Regions from separate parts of the Homo sapiens genome. Here region 1 is linked to region 2. Evidence: chromatin loops called from intact Hi-C (ENCODE). Cell type or tissue: HepG2. All regions are shown on one strand. Each heading gives the region's core, and the rest is flanking DNA. Links, peaks and the distances in the headings are about the cores only. Region 1 overlaps FOXP4-AS1 (FOXP4 antisense RNA 1). Region 2 overlaps LOC112267957 (a long non-coding RNA gene).

The links. Hi-C counts contacts between places; a loop is a spot of excess contacts. Peaks named below come from ENCODE experiments on the same cell type or tissue, not always from the same donor. Only the 100,000 strongest peaks of a DNase experiment are listed, where the experiment ranks them.
Region 1: a loop joins it to region 2, with 6 times the contacts of the local background. A loop is called at or near these places in 4 of 110 quality-filtered maps.

Annotation. Positions count from the first base shown.
Region 1 is chr6:41,519,749-41,528,664 of GRCh38, reverse strand. It overlaps FOXP4-AS1 (FOXP4 antisense RNA 1), which reads left to right. Exons shown (of 2, transcript NR_126415.1): 2 at 4,440-4,770. It overlaps LINC01276 (long intergenic non-protein coding RNA 1276), which reads right to left. Exons shown (of 3, transcript NR_120347.1): 3 at 8,813-8,916. Among named protein-coding and RNA genes, the nearest start is that of LINC01276, 22 kb to the right of the region's middle. In HepG2, for the core only: no CTCF peak of the experiment used is centred there; DNase peaks (open chromatin) are centred at 539 and 3,704; H3K4me3 peaks cover 657 bases.
Region 2 is chr6:41,457,887-41,466,802 of GRCh38, reverse strand. All of the region lies in intron 2 of LOC112267957 (a long non-coding RNA gene), which reads left to right. Among named protein-coding and RNA genes, the nearest start is that of LINC01276, 40 kb to the left of the region's middle. In HepG2, for the core only: CTCF peaks have their summits at 1,498 and 3,299 (motif pointing left); DNase peaks (open chromatin) are centred at 3,312, 4,623 and 6,882; H3K27me3 peaks cover 1,078 bases.

The DNA of each region.
Region 1 (8,916 bases), core at 250-8,249, 62 kb before region 2:
TGGCTTCCTCTACAGCCAGAACTAGCGCCAGCCTGAATTCTCTGGGCTCCAGCCTCAGTTTCCCCTGAGTTTCTTAGGCCTGCACACCTGAGCAAGTCCCTCCCTGCTTTGAGCAGACCCACAGCACTGGTTGGGCTCCTGCTCCAGGCCTGACCCCCACTGTGGAAGCCTCTGGGGTCCAGCCACCTCCATTCTCCTCTCTTCTTCCCAAACGTCAGGCCTGGCACTGCCCCCGCTCAGCCCCCGCTCCCTACGGCCCCCTGGGAGCCCAGGCTTTGCTTGAGGGCAGCAAGTGAAGCCGGCTGTAACAGAGAAACCTCAGGCTCCTCTTTAGAAGTCCCCGGAGGAGGCAGATCTGAGGAAAGGCTGCCAAGAAGGCGCCTGCAGCAATGTCAGCTTGAGAACAACCCGGCTGACAGGATGCTGAGCGGGGATTAAGGTCGGGATCAGGGAAGCCAGGGAAATGAAGGCAAGTTCCCTGCTCCCCTCGCTGCCACCGCTGCCGCTGCGGCTGGGTTTGTCTTCTTGTTTGTTCTGGCTCTGGGAAACTGGGCGGGGAGGGAAGTGGGCAGGGATGAGGTGGGGAGGTGGAGGGAAGGACAGGGGGGAGGTGGAGAAGGGCTGGTATGGGGGTGGAGGGAGGTGGAGGGAAGAGAAAGTCAGGCCTCCTCTGGGTCTTGGGGCTCAGCCAGGGATGGGGCAGAGGCACAGATGGCCCTTACCTGGGACCCTTCCCCTATACCTGTCCCTATAGCTGGTCTGCCAGCCAGTGGAGCAGCCAGTCGCCCCCCGACCCCCACCCCGGAACCCTCCCTCATGTCCTGAGTGTGGGTGGCAGGACCAGTGAGAACACAATTGACCTTGCCCTGAGAGGCTCCCAGCTCAATGAAGCAGATGCAGTCTACCTCCAGAGAGGAGGTGAGCCTGTTTCCACCTGTCTACACATGCAAGATCCCCTGTTCTGGGGAAAGACCATTACCCCAACCTGCCTCATCATTGACATGTCACAAGAGTCCAGCCAAATGGGCTACTGATTTCCAGGTCATCCAGTGCACCACAATTCTAGTGAAACCTCATATCCTTGCATTGCCATTGGTGTGGTAGTGAAGAACGTGGCTTCTGGTTTCAGACTGCAAGGGGTCACCTTTTGGCTCTGCCACTGATTTGCTATGTCACATTGGGCAAGCTGGCTAACTTTCTATGCCTCAGTGGGATAAAATCATAGCACCTCCTCATAAACTTGTCAGGAAGATAGAGGGAGTGGACACGTGCGAAGTGCTTGGCATAGGGCCTGCCATGGAGGACAGAAGACATACGCCATAGGGTAGCTTTATTTATTATTGAGGCAGAGTACAGGAATAAGTGTGGCAATTTGAAGTGACTTGGCTGAAAGCTTCCTGGGGGAAGGGGTGTGGAAATCTGATTTTGGAAGCTGAGACTGGGCAGGGGTAGAGAAGTGAATTAGGGGTATGGAACAGAGCTCCCATTTGCCAGGTGAGTGAGTTAAGGATGTATCTGGTGAGAGGCAGAGAGGATGCATTTTCTAGAAGCCCTCATCCCAGCCAGGCTTTCTCCAAAGTTCCCACTTTAACTAGGGGTAACTCTTCCAGCCCTGCCAAGGGCAAGCCAGGGGTGCCAAGACCATGAAAAGATGCAGTTTTTCATGGTGACCTTCCCAGAATGGAGTCTATTCTAGAAACCCTAGCCATTCAGGGAGACTCCACTTGTACCTGGGTTTTCTGGACCTGGCAAGGGAAGAAACAGGCACAGAGAGTACAAACCTGGAGGCAGATCATCCCTGGGGTTGGGTTCCAGCTCTGTGACTGATCATCTATGTGCCTTGGAGCCAGTCAATTAGCCTCTCTGGACCTTAGCTGCAGGGTCTGTGAAATGAGATAGTAATATGTACCTTAGAGTTGTAATGATGAGCAGTTACTCCATAACTATCCACTGTTGATATTCAGCTTAGCAAAGAGTTGCTGAGGTCCAGCCAGCTACTGGGGCCCCAGTGAATGAGAGACCCTTTCCTAGCCCTTGATAGCTGGTGGCCTGCATGTGAGTCCAAATATGATGCTGAAGGCAGTGGTGCTACCTTAAAGGTCCACCTGGGAACCAAAGAGAAGGAGTTCCTGGCATCCACATCCCAGGCTGCAGGGCCTGCTCCCCTGGCCCACCCTGCAGCCCTGCTTGGGTGTCCCTATCTCTGGACACCCTGGCCAGCAGGCTGGGGATGGGGAGAGTGTTGTAGGGGGAGGGGAATGAGAACCTAGGATGGGGTTCTGGTAATTGGGGAAAAGCTTTGCTGGGTCTGATTTGTGGGGGAAAGCCTTAGGCAAGGAGGCCCAGTCCCTGCAGAAGTGTGTGAGGAGCACCTTATTGGGGATTTTATCTCTAGGGGCCTGGTTCTAGAATTTTAAAAACACCTTTTCTTTTCTTTTTGTTCTGTTAATAGAAGTTATGTATATTTATTGTTTAAAAAAATGGAAAATACAGGCCAGGCATGGTGGCTCATGCCTGTAATCCCAGCACTTTGGGAGGCTGAGGCGCGTGGATCATGAGGTCAGGAGTTCAAAACTAGCCTGGCCAAGATGGTGAAACCCCGTCTTTGCTAAAGCTATAAAAATTAGCCAGGCGTGGTGGCAGGTGCCTGTAATCCCAGCTACTCGGGAGGCTGAGCAGGAGAATCGCTTGAACCTGGGTGGCAGAGGTTGCAGTGAGCCAAGATCCAGCCACTGCACTCCAGCCTAGGTGACAGAGTGAGACTCCATCTCAAAAAAAAAAAAAAAAAAAAAAAAGGAAAATACAGAAAAGCATAAAAAAGGAAATAAAGATCAGCCATAATCTTCCCACCCAGAGATAACCATGGTACGACTTTAGTGTATCTCCTAGTTTTTTTTAAGCTGACTCTCAAACACACATTTACACACACTCACATGGACACACACATTCACACACACATATTCACAAATATACACTCACACGCACTCACACATTTACATACACATATATGTAACTTTTTGTTACATGTTTAATGTACACATGTCTTTAAAAGTTCAGAAACAAGATCATGGAATCATGAATACATCACCATTTTGTCAACTAATATTTTTATTAAATAAAATATTGATAACTTTTTCCCCAGGTCATGACATATTCTTCTCCAACATAATTTAAAATGACTGTATAGTGCTCTGTCTTTGGGCATAAGGCATATCATTTTATCAGTCATCACCTGTTGGTCATCCATCCATTTCTAGATTTTTGCCATTATAAATAATACTGAGGTGAACATCCTTGCAGAGAAATCTTCGAGGGGGTCGCTAACTTTCCAATTGTCTATTCATGTCTGTCTACTCCCGGCTTCGATTTTGAGGCTTTCTAGGCAGGATCTGTGTCTGGTTTGTTGTGACCCCAAAGTCTAGCTTGGCTGCTGGTTCACTGTAGGCATCCAATAATGGTTGAATTGAGTTGCTTTTCTAGAGCATGTGCCCTCGGCTGAGGAATTGGGAAGGTGGATAGATGAGGAAAGAGCCCACCTTTCCTGCTAGAACACTCAGGGGTCCCCAGTGCCTCTATGCTGGACCTGCTAACTTCTCCTAGGAAAACACCTTCCCAAGCACAGAGCCACTGGCCATCCCAGAGGCTCACTGAATGGCCCTCCTGTATCTCTTATCTTCCTTGCCTGGACCCTCCCCCCTCATCCCCTTCCCCCCTCCGCCCCCGATCTCTGACTCTTGAGTTCTTTTGTTGTGTTTTCAAGCTGAAGGCCCAGCAGACAGAGCCCTCTCACCTGCCCGTGTCTGCTGGACAATGTTGCGGCAGCTCCCAGCTCCCCATACAGTGGCCTCCTCCGTGGCCCCCACTTTTGACAGCACAGCCTGCTTGGCTCCTGAGAAGTGCCCACGTGGCACACCTCACCCCTGCCCCTGCTCTGCCTGCCACCTCTCATGGCACCAAAGGAGCCTTTGTCCCTTCCTCATGGGGGCTCTCAGCAGATGCTGACGTTCTGACTGAAACAGATTTGTAGAATCATGGATTTTGAAGTGGGGACCCAGGTCCCAGTGTTTCAGTGGGTCTTTAAAAAAGAGAGAAAGGGAGAGAGAGATGGAGAGAGAGAGAGAGAAAGTGAGCAACAGCACGAGAGGTAAGAGGCAAAAGCTGAGAGGTAAAACTTACTAACTTAATTTCCCCTCACCAGCATCCACACTCCCAACCTCCTGGAATTTCTTCTCTTCTTTTCAATTTTTAATCTCTTCTTTTCCTCTCTTTTCTCTCCCTCTTCCCCCTTTTCACTCCTTTCCTTCTCCTCTTTCTCTGTCTCTCTCTCAGTTCTGACATGAACACCCCCCCCACCCTCCTGTCCCCCTCCCCTCCTCTCCTCCTCTCCCCTCCTCTCCCCTTCTTTTTTAAGTTTTTTTTTTTTTCTTTTAACTTTCAAGGTCATTCCGGACTCCTGACGCCGCCAGTCCCGCGGTGAGACGTGAGCGCCATTGGCGTCCGTGGCCTCTGTTTCCGTGGCAACCTAGTAACCATTAATTTTCAATTAAAGGAGACAAAAAGCTCGATGACAGCTCCAGGTCTGCTGAAGATGTCAAGAATCTGTATTAATATACAGCAAGAGAGCATAATTGTGTGTCCATCTTCCAGAGCAGCGAAAAATGGAGGGATAATTACCAGCTCGAAAGCCACTCTGTAATTTAGTTCTTACTGTCACCACAGCCCTACACATTAGCATAAATTAAAAGCAGAGTTTATTGTTATCAAAGTGCATTGATATCGCCAGACCTGCTTTCTTCCTTTTAACTGTTTGTTGTGGGTGAGTGACTCCCCAACTCTTGCCAGGGTCTCCCCAGGGTGGGGAGAGTGGAAGTGTGGCTGCTAGACCTGAAAGGTCTAGCTGCCAGCCTCCTTCAGGGCAGGTGGGGACAAGGGTCAGCGTGTTGCCCCTCTGATAGGGTCTGGGGATGATGCAGGGGATGGAGGAGGCTTGGATATTTATTCACCTTTCACATGTAAGTGCTTTGTTTTGCCAACGAGTGCTCCAGCTCTTTGCAGAGGGGGCTGCTGCCCCATCGCGGGTCCCCCTTTAGTGCCTAGTACAGTGCAGGGCAGGTGATGAGTGCTCTAAGGCAATGTGTTAAACAAAGGAATGAGTGCATGTGTAGGGGTGTTCTCCCGGGGTGAATGTCAGTGGAGAGACATTGCATTCCCTGTTCAGGGCGTGGCCAGCTCAGGTGGAGATGCTCCTGTCTGTGGCCCAGTTCCTGCTTGGCCACCCAGGACCCCAGCTCCCCAGAGGGGTCCCTCTGGACCCCACGCCCCTAATCTTGCCGCTTGGCCACCCACCTCCATGGCCTGGGTGCTGCCACGGCCACCGCCTTCATACTCACCTCCGAGTGGTTGGAGAACCTCGAAGTGTCTCGCTGCCAGAGTACCAGTGACAGCCACAGAAATCATGAGTTTCCGTGAATGGGGGATGCGGAGTTTTCTTGTATTCTATCCAGAGAGAGCTGTCCTTCAGAGGGGAATTTAGTGTAATTACCCTTAAGGGAGCGATCCTTACACAGTCAGTCACAACACTGACCTCCTGGCTGAGATTTGACAGCAAAATTGCAGGCTGTGTACTCAACAGAAGGGGCATCCTCCTTTTTTGGGTGTTGAGGGGGGAGGCGGGAAGGAAGGAGGAGGAGGGAAAGGAGACTCAGAGGCTTTGAAAAGAAAAGTGCTGGCTTACAGCTGCCAGGCAAGCGGGTTCTCCTTGGCAAGGCGTCTACAGGGCAAGGAGAAGGTGTCCAGAGATCCCCTGGAACTTCACCTGGCTCATGAAGAGGGGCCAAGGTAGGCACTCCAGCCCTTCAGATCTTTGAGCTCTGGTTTGTGATCTTAGCTAAAGTTAATCTTATTGTAAGAAGGATTTGGAGGGTACTAGGCACTATTTGATGAACTTCTCAGGCATGTTTTCCCAAACATATCTGTCCTCGGTCCCTCCCCGGTGCTAGAAGTTCCACTGTTCCTTTTACCTTTAAGTTGACAGATCCAAGACCCTGTAAACCTGCATCTGGGTTACCTGGAAGGACTAATGTGTTAATCTGTGACCACTCCAAATTTAGCATGGATGCATCTCTCAGATGTGCTGGCCCATCACATGACTGAAGCCAAAGGACACAGGGGTCAGGCAAATTTCCGTGAAGGATTGGAAAAAATCTGTTGTATGGGTAGATCTTGATGGACTGTGAAGCCTGGCAAGGAATGGAGGTAAATCCCCAAATCTCAAAGCTGGAAGGGATCCCAGAAGCCAACGGGTCCAAACTTCGCAGAGAAGGAGTCCCCACCTCTCTGTTCTACCTCTACCCAAAACTCAGGGCTGGGCGCGGTGACTCACGCCTGTAATCCCAGCACTTTGGGAGGCCAAGGCAGGCAGATCACCTGAGGTTAGGAGTTTGAGACCAGCCTGGCCAACATGGCAAAACCCCGTCTCTACTAAAAATACAAAAATTAGCCAGGCATGGTGGCACGCGCCTGTAATCCCAGCTACTTGAGAGGCTGAGACAGAAGAATCACTTGAACCTGGGAGGTGGAGGTTGCAGTGAGCCAAGATAGTGCCATTGCACTCCAGCCTGGGTGACAAGAGTGAAATTCTGTCTCAAAACAAAAAACAAACAAAAAACAAAACAAAACAAAAAACAACTCAGCCACCTCTGCCCACACAATTCCTAATAGCACGAGCTAGCTGTCTCTATAGAGGTCCATCCTGCTGTTAAATAGCCCGGACCATTGCCAAATTCCTCCTGAGTGCAAATGAAAATCTGTGTCCGTGAAACTTCTTCCTTCCTTTTGGAGCCCCTTTGGAACAAATCTAGGCTTTCTCTGGCGGGACAGCCCTTCAGCTACGTGGGGACCATGCTCAGCTATTAGTCGTCTTCTCCTCCAAGTCTGGGACCCAGTAGACTCATCACCATCTGGCTCATCCTTTCAGGAAAGTGCCCAAAAGGAGTCTGAAAGGGCACAGGACAGCCCAAAATGCAAATCCAATGTTTATTGAGCATCTGCTATGTTCCAGGCAGAAACACCCACCATATCTCTTTTCTTTTTTTTCTTTTTTTGGAGACGGAGTCTCGCTCTGTCACCCAGGCTGGAGTGCAGTGGCACGATCTCAGCTCACTGCAGCCTCCACCTCCCAGGTTCAAACAATTCTCCTGCCTCAGCCTCCCAAATAGCTGGGACTACAGGCTCATGCCGCCATGCTCAGCTAATTTTTTGTATTTTAGTAGAGATGGGATTTCACTGTGTTGCCCAGGCTGGTCTCAAACTCCTGAGCTTAGGCAACCCGCCCGCCTCGGCCTCCCAAAGTGCTGGGATTACAGGTGTGCACCACTGCGCCTGGCCCCATATCTCTTTTCATCCTCTCAACCAATTCAATGAAGGGAGGATATATTATTCCCATTTTACCGTAGAGAAAAGAAGGACGCAAGAAGCTTCAAATCACTTGCCCCAAATCACCTGCCAGCAAGGGGCAGAGCCAGAACTGGGAGCCCAGACTCCTGACCCAGGCCAAAGACTTTCCTTGAGAATCCAGCTGCGTTGGTCCCTACACCCCTTGGCCACCACTGGGTTTGGGGAATGAGCTCTGCCATCATTCTCCTGTCTCTCTACCTCCATGATGCTTTTCTGCAGGGCCTTTCTCTCCACTTGGCAGGGAGAAGGAATTCCAGGGAAAACCCAGCTTAAGTCCTGCATCCTCCCTGAAGGCTTCCCTGCCCATCCCAGGCCTCAGTAACTGCTTCAGTATAATGACAACATTGGACGTTATTTACTGACCACAGGACTATGCTTCAGCACCTACCCTAAGGTATTTTATTCAATCCTCCAGGCTTTTGCCCTGGCTGAGGGTTCTGCCTGAGCTTCTCTCCCCTCAGATACCTGCATCTCCTTGAAGGACCACCTTCTCTGGGAGGTCCAACCTAACCATCCTTTCCCAGGTCTTTGTACCCGCTTTATTTCTTTCTATAGCTCATGTCACCTTCCGAAGAGTATTTAATTTACTGATTATTGTGCTCATTGCCTATCTTCCTCCTCTTTAAGTTCCAAAAGGACAGAGGCTGTATTTTGTTTACTGTTGCATCCCAAGCACCTAGAACAGTGCCTGACATACGGTAGGTGTACAAGCGATATCTGTCAAATGACAGGAGGAAAACTCAAAACCCTTTGAGGCAGGTGTGTTGTTTTCACAGCAGAGAGGAACTAGGGCTCTAGTTCTGGGTTAGGTGGCTTGTCCAAGGTCACAGAGCTGGCCATACCCAGCTGTGTATTGGGCTGCTGAGTATGAGGCTGTTTGGGGTGGGCCTTGAGCCTGAGCCTGTTCTGAGCTTTGTGTGTGTGTGTGTGTGTGTGTGTGTGTGTGTTTGGTGGCTTCCTAGGGGATTTCTGCCTGCATTCCAACCAGCAGGTCCTTCCAGGCACCCCTCCCCTCCTTTACAGGGCTTCTTCCCTTCCTGCAGCTCCTTTCAGCCCCTGCTTTCTTGCCCCAAGCCTGGAGAGGCCTGTGAGTGCAGTCCAGCTAACTTCCCTCCCCTGAGCTCATGGGTCCCTGCCTGGGCTGAAGTCCACACCGGGAGCCCAAGGTGCCCCTGGAAGGCCCCCACCCTGGCCTCCGAGTGGTTCCTCTCCCCAGAGATGTAAATCCGGGCCCCAGAGTGGCCACACAGAACATACATCTTAAACAAACACTTCTCCTTGCTGTTTATCTCCCTGGCCTTTAAACAAACTCTTTCAAAGGTTTCTGCTGATAGGAGAGATTTACTGAAAACCATTCCTTGCTTAAAAGCCCTGGGTTTATGCTGCTGGGGTGGGGGCAGTGGGGCCTTCAGGCCTGGGGTTTCTCTGCCTCCGGACCACATGTTTATCCTCCAGGCCTTG
Region 2 (8,916 bases), core at 221-8,220:
CTTGAGGTTGTTGAGTAATAAGAGGTTGGGCAACTTGGTGAAGGACACTCAAATTTGTGAGAGTGGTAGATCCAAGACTGGATGCAAATCCAGTGCTATCCTTTCCTTCCCTCCCTTCCTCCTTCCTCCCCCCTTCTCTTCCTTCCTTCCTTCCCCCTTTTCCTTCATCCTTCCTTCCTCTCTCCTTCCTTCTGCCTTCCTTCTATCCCTATCTCCTTCTCCTTTCCCTCCTCCCTTTCCTCCCTTCCTCCTTCTTCCCTCTCTTCCTTCCTTCCTTTCTTCCCCTTTTTTTCTTTCTTTCTCCTCTCTCCATCTCTCCATTCCTATCTCCCTCTCTTCATCCCCATCTGCCTCTCCTTTCCCTTCTTCTTTTTTTTTTTTTGAGACGGAGTTTTACTCTTGTTTCCCAAGCTCAAGCGATTCTCCTGCCTCAGCCTCCCGAGTAGCTGGGATTACAGGCATGCGCCACCATGCCTGGCTAATGTTTGTAGTTTTAGTAGAGACGGGGTTTCTTCATGTTGGTCAGGCTGGTCTCGAACTCCCGACCTCAGATGATCCGCCCACCTCGGCCTTCCAAAGTACTGGAATTACAGGTGTGAGCCACCACACCCGGCCCCCTTCTCCTTTTCTTTTCCTTCACATTTTGTGTTCCCCCACAGTGCTAAGTGCTCTAGAGAGAAATGTACAGTCTGGAAATGTACAGTCTGGGAAATGTACAGTCTGGGAAATGTATAGTCTAGGGAAATGTACAGTCTGGGAAATGTACAGCCTGGGGAAATGTACAGTCTGGGGAATGTACAGTCTAGGGAAATGTACAGTCTGGGAAATGTACAGTCTGGGGAAATGTACGGTCTGGGAAATGTACAGTCTAGGGAAATGTACAGTCTGGGGAAATGTACAGTCTGGGAAATGTACAGTCTGGGGAAATGTGCAGTCGGGGAAATGTGCAGTCTGGGAAACATACAGTTTGCGGAAATGTACAGTCTGGGAAATGTACAGTCTGGGGAAATGTACAGTCTGGGGAAATGTACAGTCTGGCTGAGGAGATGAGATATAGAAAAGGGGGCTGAGAAGAGTTGGAGACAGTGGATGGCTGAATGTGAAGAGTGGTGCCCACGCTGAGTTCTGAAGGGGCTCAGGATGGGTTCCAAGGGGCAGGGAGGGGGTGGGGTGGCAAATCCCCAGAAAGATCTGTTGTAACACAAACAGATGGCAAAGAATTTTTCTTCCCTAGAAGTCTGCACATTATCACTCTGATCTATAGCAGAACCTTAATAAGATCTGGCTGTTGCCCCTTCCTGCTTTGTCAGCTACACCTAAACCAATAATGATCATGATCATGATACCAAGAATAATTCTAATGCTCCTGTGGATTTTCAGATCACTTAAGTTTATAACGTGCTTTCACACCCCTGTCCTCAAATTCTCAAAATAACCCTTTAAAGGGGGGCAGCTTGCCCAGCAAGCTACTCCCCAGCCCCTACTTGTGGCAGCTTTCTTCTTACTGGAAGCCCTAAACAAAAGAATTCTGGCCTGTGGTGGCACTGTAGTCCCAGCTACTTGGGAGGCTGAGGCAGAAGGATCACTTGAACCCAGGAGTTCGAGGCTACAGTGAGATATAATTCTATGATTGCAGCACTGCACTCCAGCCTGGGTGATAGAGTGAGACCCCCCCACCTTTTTTTTGAGACGGAGTCTTGTTCTGTCGCCAGGCTAGGGTGCAGTGGCACCATCTCGGCTCACTGCAACCTCCACCTCTGGGGTTCAAGCGATCCTCCTGCCTCAGCCTCCTGAGTAGCTGGGACTACAGGCGTGCGCCACCATGCCCAGCTAATTTTTTGTATTTTTAATAGAGACAGGGTTTCACCACATTGGCCAGGATGGTCTCGATCTCTTGACCTCATGATCCGCCTGCCTCAGCCTCCCAAAGTGTTGGAATTACAGGCATGAGCCACTGTGCCCGGCCAAGACCTCCTTTCTAAGAGAGAAGAAAAAGAATAGTGGCCTTGCCAGAGAGACCAGCTGTAACTCCTGTGGCCATGGGTGGGTGGTGGGTACATGGAAGAGCACCCTCACGTACAGCACATGCGCACATGAGCAAACGGCGAATCCTATTCCATAGGAAATAATTAAGCGCTGAATCATGTGTACTGAGCTGGGAGGAGGCTGAGATCACCCAGGGATGATTCCAGAGTGTGGGGCAGGATTTGGAGACAGAGCCCTGGCCTTCCAAATAGGCCCTGGATATGAGAAAGAGGGGAGCCCAGAGAGAGACTTGGGAAGGGGCAGCCAGCCAGGCTGGGGATCTGAGAAGGGATGCGTTGATGGTACCACTAGAGTGAGGGGAGGGAGGGCAAGGTTTGAAGTCAAGGTCGGTGTGCTCCTCAGCTCCTCCAGCCTTGGTCTTCTCCTCTAGCCTTTCTGGTTCCCTGTCTTGTCTTCTGGTGCTTCCCCTCTCCCTTCATTGGACAACCCTGAGTTTCATACCTGGAGCTCACAGAGACTGCAGTGGTGCACCCTGGGAAGCTGGATGAAGCAGCGCTACCCACACTAGGATCTGCCTTCAGGGGCCCACTCTCCCACGAGGACATATGCTGGCCTCATGCTCCCAAAACTTGGGCATCACCAGGGTAGTGAAGGAGGCACATGAGGAGTTGATCAAGGGTGCGAGAAGATCCCTTCTGATACTGGGCAGTGCCCCTCCCTGGTCTTCCCCCTCTCCACCTCCCATCCATCTTACAACAACTTCCCCCATGTGCACCCTACTCTCTCCTGCTATACTTTTCAGAGTCTGCTCTTTTTTTCATTCACTCATTCATTACTCCTGCATTCATCCATTCAACCAACATTTACCAAGCACGCTCTGGGATATAAAGATGTTTTATACTGCATCCTTGTTTGCAAAGAGCTCATTATCTATTAGAGAAACGGGCACGTGCAGAGCAAAGAATAATGCCTAGAGGAGCGAGGGACAGATTCCAACCAGGCACGACCACCCTCTAAAGTGGGCAAGGCAGATACTGTTCTCACTTGAGAGGTGAGCAGACTGAGGCTCAGAGTTCTACTAAATAGCCCAAGGTCATGGTTGAGTGTGAGAAACAAAAACCCACTCACCTGACAAGCGAGTTGGCTTGTCACAAGTTCCTACCTACTTCCTTCCAGTTCTTCCTTCCCTAAAATCATCTAATTTCACATTCAGTCCTGGCCTCTGTTCATCTGCCCACTCAGGAGTGTTGGTTAAAATAATAATCCCGTATACTGACCAATAAGAATGGACGCTGGTCATAGCAATGGAGCAGGGGCCTGAGGCCCCCTGCTGGGCGGGGTGCTAATGTTTACTTGCTGAATGGTATGAGGTCCAGCAAGTCCCAGATGGTTGGAGGTTGGCCTTCCCTGGTTAGGGGCAACGACTACTTACTAACTTTAACAACCAGCCTCGGCACAGTGACATACAGCACCTAGTGATCAGTGTTGCATCCATCCACTCATCCATCTGTTCATTTACCCATGATTCCCATCCATCTGTAAACCTATCACCCCACACTGGCCCCACCCACTAGGATGCACTGAAGACTGTAGGGGAGCATCTTTGAAGTCAAAGACAAGCTTCCTTCTCCCTAGGAGCTTACGCTGGGGAGTTGGGGAGCCAGGACCGACCCATTCAAATGTTAAACAACAGCCCAAGAGGTGTCTCAGGGAAGTTCAGGACGGGTTGCCTAGTGCCTGGCATGTGCCTGAAGGGTTCAGAGCAGTTAAGATGTTGTGTATGTGGGTGAGGAAGGAGAGAGCAGGGAGGCTGTCAGGGTGCAACTAGCCTTTGAGCTGGAGCTTTGAGCAAATGATGGTAAGCCTCTCAGCTTCTCCTTGGCCCGGCCTCCTTCTCTATCCCTAATGTCCAGGTCTGAGTATTAGTTTGTTGTGGGCCTGCCTACACGCTCCCTCAGAAACCAGAGGGCAGGGACCCAGAGGTGCCGCTTACTCTGATCCTGGACTCTCTCTTGGGCACACACAATGCCTCCTACAAGGAAGGAGCCGGCCTGCTGTTGGGTTTCCAGCTCTCCCCCTCTACCTTCTCTTTCCCTCACTTTCCTTCCAGGGGCTGTCAGTTTAACGGACAGGTGTTTAATTCCAGCCTGTCAGGCGCCTGGAAATGCCAGCCTCACTGCACATCAGTTGGTGGAGTTTGCTTTTAAAAGAGTGGCAAGAAACTGAACTCTGCTATCTGCAGCTGAGCCCTCTCTCTGTCTCCATCTCATTGGCAAATGTGGTTGCACCTTTCTTGCTGTTTTCCATTGAGGCACCTGAGCTCTGGGAAGCAGAGAAGGCAAAGAGCCTCTCCAAGTGCCTCCAGTGGAGGTTGAATGCCTGAGTGCCCAGTGTGACCAGCTATGTCCTTGGCATGTGCTGGGCCTGCTTTTTAACTATTAAGTCATGCCATAGCTAAAACACACTGCTTCTGCAGCCCTGGGGCAGAGAGGCAGCTGTCAGCTTCTCCAGCCGGTGCAAGCTGCTGCTTCTTTCTGTATCCACCCTGCTCCGGTATGAGCCAGGAACTGCGTGCTCACCTCTGGCCTGGGAAATACATGGAAGCAGCCCCAGGAATCTGCCCACAGAGCTCTGGCAGCTTAGCTATAGGGGTTAGAGCATGGTCCACAGTTCACCGTGTAATGCTACCACAGAAGGACTAGCCAACCAGCTCCTCTATGAGTCTTTGGGAGAGGGTGTCAGGGCTGGAAGACCAGAGGTTAGAAAAGAGAACCTATCTTTGGAGGTTGGGGATAAAGCTTGAGGAATTGGGTCAGAAGTAGGGGCCTTTGGGGCATATCAACTAAAGCCAGAGGACAGAGTTCACAGCCCAGCTCAGGCAATGAAAGCACTTGAGTGGCATCTCAGAGGGGTGCTGGGCTCGCCCTGGCACATGGCTTCCCTCTAGTTCCTTTTCTGCCCTCCCATGCCCATTTCCCTCCTGCTTGCTTATCTATTCTTTTTGCTTTGCCATCTCCTACCTGTCCCTCACACAGACCTCCACCCACCACATACCCCAACGAGGCATCACAGTTCCTAACGAAACGGAACCACTGCCAGATGAAATATATTACTATTAAATACTTAATTCTTCTTGTGAGCAGAGAGCAGGCAGTATGAATACGATTATTAAAGAAAATTACTTTGGCTGATCAGATATTTCTGCATACTAATTTCTGACCCCTCTTCCCTCACTCCCGCTTCTTGTCCCTTAGAGACCAGGACAGATAAAATTCCATCACAAATAGCTGATTACTGAGGCTTGCATTAAAAATCACATTTTCTCCCCGCCTCTCCCTCTCTGGAGCCTTTTCTACGCTGATGTCCTTGCTTGAAGAAGGGGTGTCCCTAGATAGCAGCTACCACTGGACAACATCTAGGGAGACCCTATTTCATCCTTCTTCTCCTCTCCCCACACATTTTCTCTGATATCAGCAGATCCACTTTTCCAGCTAGTTCCCTAAATGGCCAGAGATCCTGCAAGCTCCAGGGCTCCTGCTGTCAGCTCCTAAAGCATCTCATCACAGCCTCTTGCTCCACTGTTCTGTGCTTAAGAACATGGTGGGGCTGCCCACTAACCAAGATGGTTGACTTTGCACCAGTGGGATGTCAAGATCTTAAGAGGAGAACAGGAAGTGGGATCAGACCCCACCTTAAAAGGGAGGGACTTCCTAACTGTTCAGAGCTTTTTGATTGGCTAAGCTTTAGACCTCTTTGTAAATATCTGGGGAATACAAAGTGAGGGAATTCATTCATTCACCCATTAAAATCAGCAAACTTGTGTGTGTGTAGAGATGCACATATGTAACTCCAATGTCTAACTCAAAATTACACTTAAATTTTGTATGCCTTGGTTTTCTCATCTGCAAAATGGGGATAATAGCTGTGCCTACTTCACATGATTGTTGTGAGGATTAATGAGTTAATTTACAAAAAGCATTTAGAACACTGCCTAGCACTTAACAAGTATGATGTAAGGGTCAGATATCATTACTATTATTGTTATTGTTACTATTATTACTATTGCTATATATAATTTTTAAAATGTACTCTCCACCTGCTCACGAACGACTCTTCCCCGTAATTCCCTATCAGAGAGCATTTCCCCAGGCCCCTTTCCTAGGTTCCCACTTGGCTTAGCAAGGTTCTCAGTGCCTCCTGGATCCCCTTCTCAATGACCCCTTGACCCCACTCTGAGACCTCCACCTTGGTTCCAACCACTGGTGCCAGAGCAATTACCAGGGTTCTGGCAATCAAGGGTGGTGAGGGGAGGGAGCTAAAAATACACCCATTTTCCACAGTCCCATAAGCCTTCAATTTACCTGCTTTTATAAAAAGATGCTTCCTTAGGTGTCACCAGCAGAAGGTATAATTACAGCCTGGAAATGTTAATTCCCTTGCTCCTGATATGTGGATCGTTGCTCTGCAGGGCTCCTGTCCTCCTCAGAGCCCTGGGAGGGGAGATGGGCAGGCTGTGGGAGGGAGTCAGAGTGGGAGGCAATGCCAGGCCTGAAGGCCAGCAGGGACCACCCTAAATGAGAACAGGAAGCAGTGGAGGAGGTGCCTTCTCATACCTGGCTACCCCCAGGAATCTCCCAGGCGGCTGGGGCTGGAGAAGGTGGACACTGAGCTAGAGACAGATGTGGGGAAGTGGGAACTCTAAGGCACCTGTTTCAGATCAGTGAAACTGAGCTTTATCAATGCTCCCCAGAACTCACTTACCCTTTTTTTCAAATGAGCTAGTTGTACTGTTTTCCCCTCCAGGTCACAGTGAAGTGACACCGCTTTGGGAATGCAGAGAGGACCTATAGGTCACATAGACAGTCATTCCTAATGCATTCTCCCAGTGGGCTTGAGTGTTTGCTCTGGGGCAGGTAGTGGGCCAGGGTAACAGAGATCACAGTGCAGATAGGGAGGAGATGAAGATAGTCATGGTAGGGTGTGGCCAGGGCTGTCCATAAGTAAGCAAAGGGTGATCCAGGGACCAGGACGGAGCAGCCTCACTCAGACAAGGGATCATTCTTGAGCTTTTTTTTAGATGAATTTATTTTTTCTTGAAACAGATCTCACTCTGTCACCCAGGCTGGAGTGCAATGGCGTGATCTCAGCTCACTGCAACCTCCCCTTCCCGGGTTCAAGCCATTGTCTTGCCTCAGCCTCCTGAGTAGCTGGGATTACAGGTGCCCTCCACCATGCCTGGCTAATTTCTGTATCTTTAGTAAAGATGGGGTTTCACCATGTTGGGCCAGGCTGGTCTCGAACTCTTGACCTCAGGTGATCCGCCTGCCTCAGCCTCCCAAAGTGCTGGGATTACAGGTGTGAGTCACCATGCCCAGCCCATTCTTGAGCTTTGAAGGACAAGCAGGGTGTGGCTTGCTAGTCTCCTTGCCCCCATCTGTCCCCCTTCAGTTTATCCACACATGATAGCCAGAGGGATTATCCTAAAACCTAAGAGAGATCATGTCATTCTCTGCTTAGCATCCTCTAATGGTTCCCCATTTCACTCAGAATTATCACAGTGGCCTCAAGGCCCTATTCATCCTGCCTTCCGTGCTGCAGTTTCGGCCATAGCGCTCGGTAGCACCTACTGTTGTGTATTATAGTCATCCATGGGGCAGGACTCCTCGCTGATACCAAAATCCAGGCACCTCAGGTCCCCTATATAAAATGGCATAGTATTTCTACATAACCTGTGCACATCCTCCCATATACTTTAAATCATCTTTAGATTACTTATGATAACTAATACAATATAAATGCTATGTAAATAGTTGTTGTATTGTTTAGGGAATAATAACAAGAAAAAAGTCTATACATGTTCAGTACAGGTGCAACCATTGGAAGCTTAACTACATTTTCTGTCTATGTTTGGTTGAATCCACGATGCAGATGTGGATATGAGGGGTGACTTCTTTGTTTTGTTTTAGTCTCTATCCCTCACCATGATATAAAACTCCATGAGGACAAGGATTTTTGTCTGTTTTGTTCCCAGGGTTCAGAACAGTGTCAGGCACACAGTAGGTGTTCATTAAGTGTTTGTGAATGAATGAGACCCTTCAGGAAGGATTTCCAAATACAGGGCAGAGTAAATGCAAAGTGCAGTGACATGGAAGGGCCCCATGCATTTGGGAAACTTGAGTTCCATATGCCTGGTGCATAAGATGCTGGTGGAAAAGAGGAACAGGATGAGACCAAGGCCAGTGTGGCATTTTTCTATGGAAAAGGCAGAGGAGAGCAGTGACATGGTTATATTTGTGTTTCTGGAAGATTCCATGGGCTGTTGAGAGTGGGTTAGAGCTGAGGAAAGCTGGAGGCAGAAAGACCAGGAAGGAAGCTGTGTAGGCATTCAGGGGAGAGGATGAGGCCCCTGTCCAAAGCAGGGCAGGCATGGACAGAGGTGGGTTTCTAAGAGGCATAGGGGGTCTGCAGTGAGAAGCAAGGTGCCAGGCCTCTTCCCCCTTCTCCAAAACAGGTCATCCTGCTCCCCAGCGGAACCCCACTCCCAGCCAGGCTGACACCCATTCCGAGCCTGGGAAACCCTTCCCTTCAACACTCCACCCAATCCCTTTCTCTGGCTCCCATCCCTCTGTGTCACACGGAGGTCCTCTGAATGACCACAGCATCCCTCAGTAGCCACTCCTGCCATTGCTTGTCCCCACCTGTCATGAAACATTTCATTAGGGTGTTTCTTGTGAACTTCTTGAGGGCAGGGACTGTGGTGTTTCTGTTCCAGACCTGACAGAATTGCACAGTGGTTTAGAGCCTAGGACTTTTGTCTTGGGCAATCTTGGATTTAAATTCTGAGTCTCCCACTTAGTACCTAATTGACTTTCAGTTATGTCCCCATCTGTGAAATGGGAATACAAGTTTTTTAATTTTGATTTTTACTGT